Regions from separate parts of the Homo sapiens genome. Here region 1 is linked to region 2. Evidence: read pairs that join two places in POLR2A ChIA-PET (ENCODE). Cell type or tissue: GM12878. All regions are shown on one strand. Each heading gives the region's core, and the rest is flanking DNA. Links, peaks and the distances in the headings are about the cores only.

Region 1 (5,377 bases), core at 61-5,060, 54 kb after region 2:
CTTCACCCGTAGACTGTTCAAATCATAGGGAAAGGGTGAAAAATGGCAAAAAATGGCACTTCACTGAGCATGAAGTGAAAATGTCTCAGATGGGCATTGAGTAGTTTTGTTTGTTTGTTTGTTTGTTTGTTTGTTTGTTTTGTGTTTTTGGCTTTGACCTGTCATTTCTTAGCTTTCTCATCTATGCCTTTGTTAACTTGGGTCAGAGGAAAGGGTCTGTGTGATTTCAACAAGCAAGTATTAGGAAAAGGCTGGCAGAGAGACTTTATGCATGTTACCTAAGCTGGGATTTGATCTTCAGACCCCCAAGGTGAAAGGCTAATACCTTAATTTGTGTGTTTTATAAACATCCCCAGGCAATGACCTTCTGCTAGCCTCATGTGATATTCACATTCTACAGTACTGAATGCCAAATTTTCTGTCTTGGAATAGAGTGGTACAGGTTGCATGTTCAAGTTTAGAATCAGCAGGGTGCCATCCCTATATTAGTGTTGCTTGCATGCAATTGAGTGAAAGCTTTTTAGAGGATTTCCTGGCAGAATGGAATTTTTTATTTTAAGAGAATACATATCGTATGGTTTAAAACCAAAAAAACTTCTCTTCAATAGGACTTGTGTCCAACAATGTAAGGCATTTTCCCTTGCAGCTTTCCCTTTCCTAAAAGCTTTCCTTTAAGGGTCATCTTTATTTTTCTGGTGTCAGTCAAATTATTTTTCAGCAGAGCATGAAAACTGGAGATGGAGACCCTCCATGGCTGTGTGTTAGAACCACACTGAAAGTTTTTTGTTTTATGTAAATAGAGATTGATGGAACATTTTACACAGAGTACGGGCTTTTGACAAAAAGTATTGATGGTTGCTTTCAGTAAGTGTTACTTGAGATGACAGAACATTGCATTTTAAGATGAATTACATGAGGAACTCCCTCTTTGGGAATGTCATACATTTTATTTCATCTGTTGTTTTATGAGAGAATGACTGAAGTCATGAATACCTTAGACTGAACTCTTTCCTTTGCACATTATAAGCCTCGGTTTGGTGCACTCTTATTTTAAATATTAAGTTATGGGGGAAATGTTTATACTGGCAAATAATATTGATAAAAATGCTTAAATGTTCAGAAGCAGAACATAACTTCTCACATGGTTTTCTCTTGCATGGTGGTGATTTGTAGGAAGCCTGGGAACCTGGTTAGAGTTAAATATATATTTTCAGAAAGATCTCAGAGATTTGGCTTAGTATAAATGGCTGTTTTTTTGTTGTTTTTGTTATTGTTGATGTATTGGCGATTTTCTCCCTCTGGCTGTATTTAGATTTCAAAAATGCTACATTTGCATTCACTCCCTATAGCATTATTTGTTCTTGATGCAAGGGCTTAGAAGTCAGAGTCTGTCAGAGTCTTTTGGGTTTTAATTTTCTTTATAGCATTAATTCAGAGATATTAGCTTATCAGCACCCAGGGGTTAAAGGTTATTAACAGATTCACTATATGTTTATTGAGCACCTATTACTATCTGTTCTAGGATCTGGGGGTATAGGCCTGATTCTCATGCTGCTTATAATCTAGTGAGGAGCAGAAATAATAACAGATAATAAAATTTCTGGTAGCAACATTATACCATATTGAAAATAAAGCAGGAGTAAAGGGTTAGGTGCCTCAGAAGTGGGTGTGGGAGCGTATTTTAGGTAGAGATGTCAGGGAGGGCTGCTCTGAGAAGTGACATTTAAGCAAAGAGCTGAAGGTGAGATAGCTTGTGCAAAGGTTTGGGAACCTGGCAGAGGGAACAGCAAGTGAAAAGGCCCTGGGGCCAGAACAAGCTTGGCATGTTTGAGTAACAGCAAAGCAAGTACAACACCAATGGTGGGCATGCTCCAAGTTTGGGGATTGGCATGATAGGCTTATAGGAAGACCAGGCACAAGAGGAATGTGATTTCATACATTTGTCCCATGTGTGTGGCCATAGGATTCTCGTTTTATCACCATACTGTCTTCCCCTATCTAGCACCTGGCCAAACAGGCTTTTCTTATTTCCACTTGGCTGGTTTCTGTAGAAAGATCTTACCTCCCCACTAGCACTCTGCTCCACTATTTGCTGGATGCCAATATAGGTAAAGTCCCAGTCACCAGGGGAATTTGAAACTTTCACTCCCCCAGACTGAATCCCTTAGTTAAATGTGTTCTCATATACTTTGAATATTACTTTCTTGCAGTGCTTATCCCACACTATTGTAATTAGTTGTGTATGTGATTGTCTTCCCAACTGTAAGCAGCTATTACTCATGTTTGGGCCCCTAGTGTTCAGAAGAGTGCCTGGCATCCAGTAAATATGTAATGTGTTTATTGGCTAAAAAAGTAAAATAATTCCCTATGTGTTACCTGGCTACCTGTTATAAGAACTAGAAATTATGGTGAATGCAGAGTCAATAAACTCATTGCTTTTACAGGAAGAGCTTAAAACAAACTTAGGGAAACAAGTTTTGTTGTTTTTTTTTTAAAAAGGAAAAAAACAGTTTTGGATCTGCTTTAGGGCACTTATAAGAAGAGTTTTAACAACTGTTGGTTTAAATAGTTGTTGCAGGAATGAGAACTCTTGCAGGGATTGAATAGCCTAGGCAACCGCAGCATTCAAACCCTGGTGGGACGGAATTCCCAGAGGCCAACTGGGTCTTTCCTGGATTTGAGCCTTTGTCCCAGGGCCTTATGAGATACTTTGTCCTCCATAAATTTGGAGCCGATTTGGAACTAGCTAGCTGTTTTTCTCCCTGCTGAATTAATGTGCTGTTCAGCCTAAGCTCAAATATGAAATATATTAAAAGCAAACTAAAAACAGGTCACCGTTTTGCCTCTAATGTTATGGGAATATTTGTTTTTAAGTCATCTTTTAATACTCCACAAATCTTCCCCACAAACTTTTTTTTTTTTTTTTTTTAAGCAGAGACTATTTTTCCCAGTGCAAAAGGCCATTTCTTAAGTCCTGATTTATTCAGAAATTTACATGGAGAAAATGGCCCCAGATCCCACACAAGTGAAATTTATTTTTTAATCTGGGGCACAGTAGGGAGCCCTGAGAAATGCGTTTTCCTCCAGGATTGTAGGAGGAATACATAGTGTTTGTTTAAAGCATCAGGTATTGAGAAATGTAATGGCAGGGTGAAAAGTTTGACCTCAGCTGCCAGATCCGATCTGCTAGGGGGTAATTGAGTTGCCATGTTTTTTTCCTCTTCAGTTTAAATCAAGTTTTGCTATAGCCCATTTAAGTGTCAAATTGGTAGCAAAACTTGACAACTTCAGGGTGCAGACTTGCTTTTGATGAGAATTTACATGCAAATCATTTTTGCCTTGAACTGTCAACTCCTGTTTCTGATACTCTGAGGGGGACATGTCTCTCCCCACCTCTCTCTCCCCAAGCCAAAGGGGATGTTGGCTAATGTTATTAATCAGTGTGTGGAAGAAAAATTATCTTGATAAATATGGTGGTTAAACTATATTTTCCCTTTTGTATGTCAGCTGTTGCAGCTGGGCATTTAATCTCCTTTTACCTAGAAGGAAATCAAACAATTATCCAGCGCTTGATGTCAAAAAGAAACTAGTGAATGAGGGTGGAGGGTCACCAGTGTATTGGAGAATGGGCTTAAGCCACCAAAACCTGACAAAGGGTGCTGACAGTCTGCATTTTCTTGGGCATTAAACAAAGTCTTTGGTAACTTTAAAGAATCTTTCCTTGCATGACTAAACTCATTGAGGGGGTTAGAGAGAAAGCTGCCTCAGAAGTCTTAAGCCTGAAACTTTTTTTTTTTTGGTTTTTCCCTAAACCCTTGGGACGCTTAAAAGCACGTGAGCATGTGTAGCTCCATCATTCAGCAAGACAAAGGAGTGTTTGCACTTTCACAGAGTTAATAATGACAGTAGCAAGTCTTTCTAGTTTCCAGCCATCCTGTTTAGCATTCCTAGTCATCTTACCTTCCTGAAGAATTTAATTGTGATTGATGCTCTGTCTCTCATTTCTTCTAGACAACCCCACTCTGAAAAGCAAGAAAATAGAGGGACCCAATAAAAAAACAAATAGAGAAAAAGAAGTTTCTAGAACTCACTGCAGATTAAGAGAGCTGATTGCGAATATTTATAATTATCTATTGTGGAGCCAAAACATTTAGTGAAATAGTACAAGATTTTTGTTTCTAGCCAGCCTAAAATTCCTTTCCATCACTACACCCCCAATGGGGTGAGAATATCAAACATGTCGTCCTGTCAAGATGACAGCCAGCGTCATGTCATATGGGAGACACATGCAGGCCTGACTTGAGAAATCAAAGAAATTTCAAGATTGGTTTCGCTTGATCCAACGTGGCCCCATTGCAGGCCCTTCGGAAATCTCCTCTACCAGGCCCCTTCCTGCCACTGTCCGGCGCAGCCTGCCTGTGTGCTGTGAAATTTTAATTGAATTGTTAATGACACCGAGGAGTGACACAACACATGAGAAACTTCCAAGAATCAGTCAGGAGGAGCCCTTTTTCTTACTGTTACAAAACAGAAGACACTGGGAAATTGACAAGTCCAAGCGCGAGGCCAGGGTAGTAATTGATAGCAGGCTGCCTAGAGCCAAGGTCCTTCCCTGGTAATTGCAAGCAGAGGCTGCCTCTCTGATCTCACCAGTGGTGCTGGCCATGCCAGAGCAACCCAGCTTTGACGGATTGCTTTCCCGCAGTAATGACTTAGGCATGTTCCCTCTCTCGCATGAGGCCATGGGTCCCTCCCACTGGAGAAAATGAGCTGAACATTTTGCTTCTTCTTTAACAGGGCGCTGTTAAAATAACTCTATTCTATTATATAAGCCCTGTAGTGCCAGGGGCTAAATTTATATGGTTATAAACAAGAGATATTACTTTGGAATACCACAATACTGTGTTTTGCTATTTCTTTAGGATTTCTAATGGTGTTTTCAAAATAATGGATTTTACTTCAAGAAAAAAAAATGGAAGTGGGGAGGAGGAGAGAGGAAGGATCCCATTTCTGAACAAAACCCTCGTCCTATTTTTAAATTCCTCTGTGTACCTTCCCTAATTCACCAGCCCAGTATTTATTTGTATTTGTGTTTGTTTTGCTGGCCGGATTTGACTCTCTATGGGAACATCAGAAATATTATTTACTCCAGGATTCTGAAATAAGATAGATATTTTATTTCATGTTTTTTAAATTCTCCAAAGATTTATTTTTATTTTTTTCCTTTCCCATTTCTGGACATTGATATATTTCAGAACTTTTGTGCAGCTTTTCCTCCCTCCCTACACCTCCTCTCCCTTCTCCCCTTACTCCTTTCTTCCTGGAATGTAATTTTGTCTATGAAACATGACAGTAAGCTGAAATGTCCCTGATGATT
Region 2 (5,377 bases), core at 296-5,295:
TGGGCTCAAGCAGTCTTCCCATCTTGGCCTCTCAAAGTGCTGGGATTACAGACATGTGCTACTGCACCTGGCCCTTCCCAGATTTTCTAACCTACTAATATGATAAACAATATTAGATTTCTTAATATTGAGGTACTTATAAATCCTCTTAAAAACCCCCCCTTAGTAGTGATATCACTACTTAGCTGTGAAAAGAGGGTTTTAAAATTTCTATGAAGTGTGATATAATATTTAATATATTTAATGGTTATCTAGGTTCTATTTGCTAAAATTTTAAGATTTTTGCATTGGTTTTCATAAGAGCAATTGGCAGGAGTTTTCTTTTACTGTGCTGCATTTTTCAGGATTTGTTCTGTGTTTATTATGGACTGAATTGTTTCTCACCCAAAATCCATTTGTTGAAGCCCTAATTGCCAATGTGACTATATTTGGAGATGAGGCCTTTAGGAAGGTAATTAAGGTTAAATGAGGTCACAAGGGTGGGGCCTTAATCCAATAGGACTAGTGTCCTTATGAGAAGAGGAAGAGACACCAGAGAGCTCTGTCTCTCCTCATATGCACAGAGAAGAGGCTGTGTGAGACACAGCAAGAAGGTGGCCGTCTACAATCCAGGAAAAGAGGCCTCACTGGAAGCCAACCCTGATGGCACCTTGATCTTGGAACTCTAGCCTCTAGAATTGTGAGAAAATAAGTTTCTCTTGTGTAAGCAACCTAGTCTGTGATCTTTTGTTATGGCAGCCAGAGCAGACTAATACAATGTTATACTTACATTTGTAAGTATAGAAAGGTAAAACTATTTAAAATATTTTCCTATGTTCTAGAACAAACAGTTCAGATAGAATTTGTTATCCATTCTTTGAAGGAATAGGTAAAACTTACCTGTAAAATACTTGGGGCCAGGCATTTGTTAGTTATCTCTGTTAACTTTATCAATATCTGCTATAGCACTTGGTTTATTTAAACTTTTAGTATTTTCTGGACTTAGTTTTGATGATTTATATTTTGCTGGATAACATCCAGTTTATCCAGGTTTTCAAATATATTGCAATAAAGTTGAGAAAAAACATCTTTTTGATGTCTTTTAATTTATTCTGTATCTGGGGTTCTATATACAGTCACATCCTTATTTTGACTATACTTTCTGCTCTTTTCCTTGATTTTTGGTTTAGTAGTTGATTATTATTTTAATGATGCCTGGATTTATTTTTAGCACTATTTTCTTTTTCTTTTTTGAGACAGAGTCTTACTCTGTCACCCAGGCTAGAGTGCAGTGACGTGATCTCAGCTTACTGCAACCTCCACCTTCAGAGCTTAAGTGATTCTTGTTCCTCAGCCTCCTGAGCAGCTGGCACTACAGGTGTGTGCCACCATGCCCAGCTAATTTTGTGTGTGTGTGTGTATATATATATACATATTTTGAGATGGAGTCTCACTCTGTTGCCCAGGCTGGAGTGCAGCGATCTCAGTGCACCGCAACCTCCGCCTCCCGGGTTCAAGCGATTCTCCTGCCTGAGCCTCCTGAGTAGCTGGGATTACAGGCATGTGCCACCATGCCTAGCTAATTTTTGTATGTTTAGTGGAGACAGTGTTTTGCTGAGTTGGCTAAGCCGGTCTCAAACACCTGACCTCAAGTGATCTGCCTGCCTTGGCATCCCAAAGTGCTGGGGTTACAGATGTGAGCCACTGTGCCCAGCTGCTATTTTATAATTTCTTATTAATTATTGTTTTTATCTCTACCAATTCTTTGCTTTCCTTGTTTATTTTTATTTTTTGATTTTGAGCTGCTCACTTCATTTAAGCATTTTAACTCTTTCTTGCTTAGAACTGTGCGTATTTAAAGCTGTGAGTTTTCCTCTGAGTACTGCTTTGTGTCTTATGGGTTCTAATACACAGTGTTTGCATTTTTTGTGTTCTAGGTATTTTGGGATTTTGATTTTAATTTTCTCTTTGCATAAAAGTTGTTGAAGAGAGTGTTTTCAAATTTCTGTGAAATGTGATCAGAGAATGTGATCTATATATACATTATTTCTACTTATTGGAATTTAGGTATTTTTTATTACTTAGTAGATGGTCAAGTTTTATAAATAGGCACTTAAAAAATTGTATCTTTATTTTCACACTATAGCATTCAAAATCTATCAGATATCCTGATGAATTGATATTACACTTCTTGTAGTTCTTGTTTTTGATCCGCTTGACTTAACATGGCCCAGTGCTTACAGAGGCATTGTTATTCATTATTATGCTAAGAACTCCAGATTCTATATAGAGGACGTAAATTTCACCTTGAATGTATTAAGGAGACAATTTGATCTTGCTCCACAAAATGCTGGTAGTGCATAGGAGTTGACTGAGAGAGCATTTTGAGGTGGGATGAGGAAGGAAAGCTTTATGCAGGAGATGAGTCTTGAAGAGCAAGTAGATGTTAGGAGCTAGAGAATTTGTAAAGGGGCATTCTGGTCTGGGGGGGGCAACATGAGCAAAGTTGGGCCTAGGGTGAGTCTGGCATGCTGGGGAGAAGGCACACACCCTCCTCCTTGGGCTTTCTCTCTATGATGGCTGTAGCAGTTGAGTCAGGGTCCCATGGGGCCAGTTGTCTCCATTCAGTTGACTCTGCATAAGCATCTTTGTTGGGACCATCCCAGCCATCTCATCAGACTACTTTGCAGCAGTGGAGGATAGCACGTGATAATTTGTTCTTCAGGCCACCCTGCTGGTGTGCTCTCAGCTTTGCACTTTTACTGGAGAGCTGAAATTGGCACGCACCTCAGTTTGATAGCATTAGCTCAGTTTTTGAACATTAATCAGGGAGACGAAGGGATTTCAACAGAAGAATTACAGTGTCTGATATGTACTTGCTATATGGAGTTGTTTTGTCAGATGACCCCAGTAAATTACCAAATATTTAACACTGTTGATAAATCAAATGATGTGTGGTTGGTAGGAAGTGAAGGTATTTAAATAATTAAGCAGTTCTTTCTCGAGCCTCTTTATATGATGATTTTCTAGACTTCAAATCAGTTTTCCTCATCCAGCCTCCATATAATATATAGTTATTTCAAATCAGCTTTACTTACTGAGCTTTTTCTAGTAATTGAGCTTTGTCAGCAAAAACTGTATGTACCAGCAAATGGTGAATGATGGGCTCATGTCAGAAAGGAGCTTGAGAGGTGCTTTCTGTTGTTAGATGGATGGGTCTGGAGCCAGGACTTGAAGCTCTCTGAGTGTAATAGTTTCAGAGAAAAGGTATGTCTGAAATAGGGGTGAGTGCTCCATCACTCAAAAGCTGGTATTTCACACACCCAAGCCAAATGCTACATGTGCTGATGAAATCATGGTTTCGTGTTTGGGATGTGTGGGAGGTGTGGGAGGTTTTTAAGTACAATCTTGGTCACAGTTTCTCCTCCCACCCCTCCTTCCTATTCTCTTACAGCTAGGACCCAGCGTTCTGGGCAGAATAGCAGGCAGCGCAGTAGCTACTGAGATTATAAGTGGTAGGTTTATGGAGCTGTGACCACAACTCTCCACAAGCCAGTGCTGTCTCATGCAAGCACTCTCAGTGTCCAAGTGCTGAGTGTGTGAGTGGTCTGGGCTTTGCAGGGTCGGCCAAGCTCTTGGAAGAGCAGGCTTTGTTAGCTGGGGAGTCATCGCTCCATGCAGGCCCTGAGAATGGAGCATCCTGAGTGGACTGGTAGAGATGGGGCATGGGTCACTCTGAGGGTTTGAGCTACTTCTGCTATTTTTGAAATTCTGGTTTGAACTGCAGGATTGTGCTGAGTTTGGCACAGACTAATTTCTCTGTTGGCAGCACATGATGTATCAACTCATGTGTCAGTTGGTTTGATGCCACTCTGGACCTTGAGAGTTCCAAAGGGCTATTGAGGGAGAAACCTGACTTATGGCATAAAATGGGGTACTGAATTTGGGAGGCTGAGGATGCTAAATGGTGTATGCCCTGCCTCTGTTTTATTGCTGAATTGTGTCTCTCAGTGGAGGTTCTTAGAGGCTTTTCAACAAAACCTATGCTGTCAGCTAAAAGGCTTTTAGGACTTCATAATCATGGCACAGTATCTTTTCCTTTTTCTTAAAAAAAAGAACTTTTCCTTTCTTTTCCCCACCTTTTTGAAATCGTTAGCCTTCATGTGAACTGAAAGGGACTTCAAAACATTGGAAGAAAATAGTCTGAAAGCTCAGAGTGTGCTTGGCTCCTGGTAGGTATGAAGGCTTGATAAAGAGGCATCTTTTGCACTGACAGGTGTTTGTGTGCCAGTGTGGTGAGGGCTTTTGATGACAAAGCCACTTAGTTTTCTCTAGCTTACCCTTCCCTTTGTGCAGAGGAGTTAGGAAAACTCTAATAAAGTAACTAAATAATAAGGATAAAAAGTTAGCATTGTTGTTTTTTTCTTCATGTCCTCTTTTGTGCCCATCGGATTTTTGAGACTCACTTTTCAGGCCCTAAGTAAGCAAGAGGCAGAGGTGAGGAGGGGAGTGTCTGTCACTGTCCCTATGGTTCTGGAATATGCTGCTCTTCAAAGGTCTAGCATCAGCAGCAACATCCTTCTTGAAGCCAAAGGAAAATTTAGATGAGTGGCAGCGCTGTGGCTGAGGGTGGGTATGGAAAGGAGAGGCACTGGGTGGGGATGCTAAAATACTGCCTTCCTGTTCCCCAGAAGCGCAGTCACTTATGTTCCCCTTTATGGCCAAGAGCCCCCTTAACCCTCAGCATACAGTTTTCTTTCCCTTCGTGGGAACCAACTGAAATTGGCAAACTGTGACCGTTTGTGACGAGTTATCTCAGTCCTCACATGAGTTCTTACATGAGTCCCTCTATGACCTTGTGCACCTTTCCCAGAAAGATAAATTACATAGGTTACAACCAAAGGAGCATGTAATGCCTACTTGTTATTTCATGTGCCTTGTAAGAACCAGAGAGGGACCTCCTTGCTGAACCGCCTCGACCATGGAGTAAAGAGTTAGGACATCTCACTGTACAGCAGTCACCCCATTGTGGGCAAAACTATGTCAACCCCCTTGGATTTTTAGTAAAAAAAAAAAAAAAAAAAAATTTCACTAGCTGAGGATGACAATAAAATGGAGTGTTGCTGAATATTGTTCTAAGGAAACTAAAGGGGGTAGCTGAAAAATTCTTGGACTGGTCTCTGTGACTTGGTGTCCAGAAATGTTCATCTCATTATTTCATATGAAGAACAAAATTGGGCCAAGCCCAGATTTTGCTAACAACCTCCCACAGCTTTCAGCTGTATGTGAAAGTTAGTCCTTTGGATTTCAACTTGTTTATTTGGGATTCTCAAACATTAAGACTTGTGTGAGAGGAAGTTGGGCCCTGTATGTGAGCCATACTTTTTAATGGCTGGCA

What was found. Peaks named below come from ENCODE experiments on the same cell type or tissue, not always from the same donor. Only the 100,000 strongest peaks of a DNase experiment are listed, where the experiment ranks them.
Region 1: POLR2A ChIA-PET joins it to region 2 with 5 read pairs; 1 of 35 experiments calls an interaction of 5 or more read pairs at or near these places.

The regions. Positions count from the first base shown.
Region 1 is chr10:75,538,493-75,543,869 of GRCh38, forward strand. The region is part of intron 2 of LRMDA (leucine rich melanocyte differentiation associated); the gene reads left to right. Among named protein-coding and RNA genes, the nearest start is that of MIR606, 11 kb to the right of the region's middle. RefSeq lists an enhancer at 1-175. In GM12878, for the core only: a CTCF peak has its summit at 2,285; a DNase peak (open chromatin) is centred at 2,084.
Region 2 is chr10:75,484,183-75,489,559 of GRCh38, forward strand. All of the region lies in intron 2 of LRMDA (leucine rich melanocyte differentiation associated), which reads left to right. Among named protein-coding and RNA genes, the nearest start is that of LRMDA, 55 kb to the left of the region's middle. In GM12878, for the core only: no CTCF peak of the experiment used is centred there; a DNase peak (open chromatin) is centred at 3,360.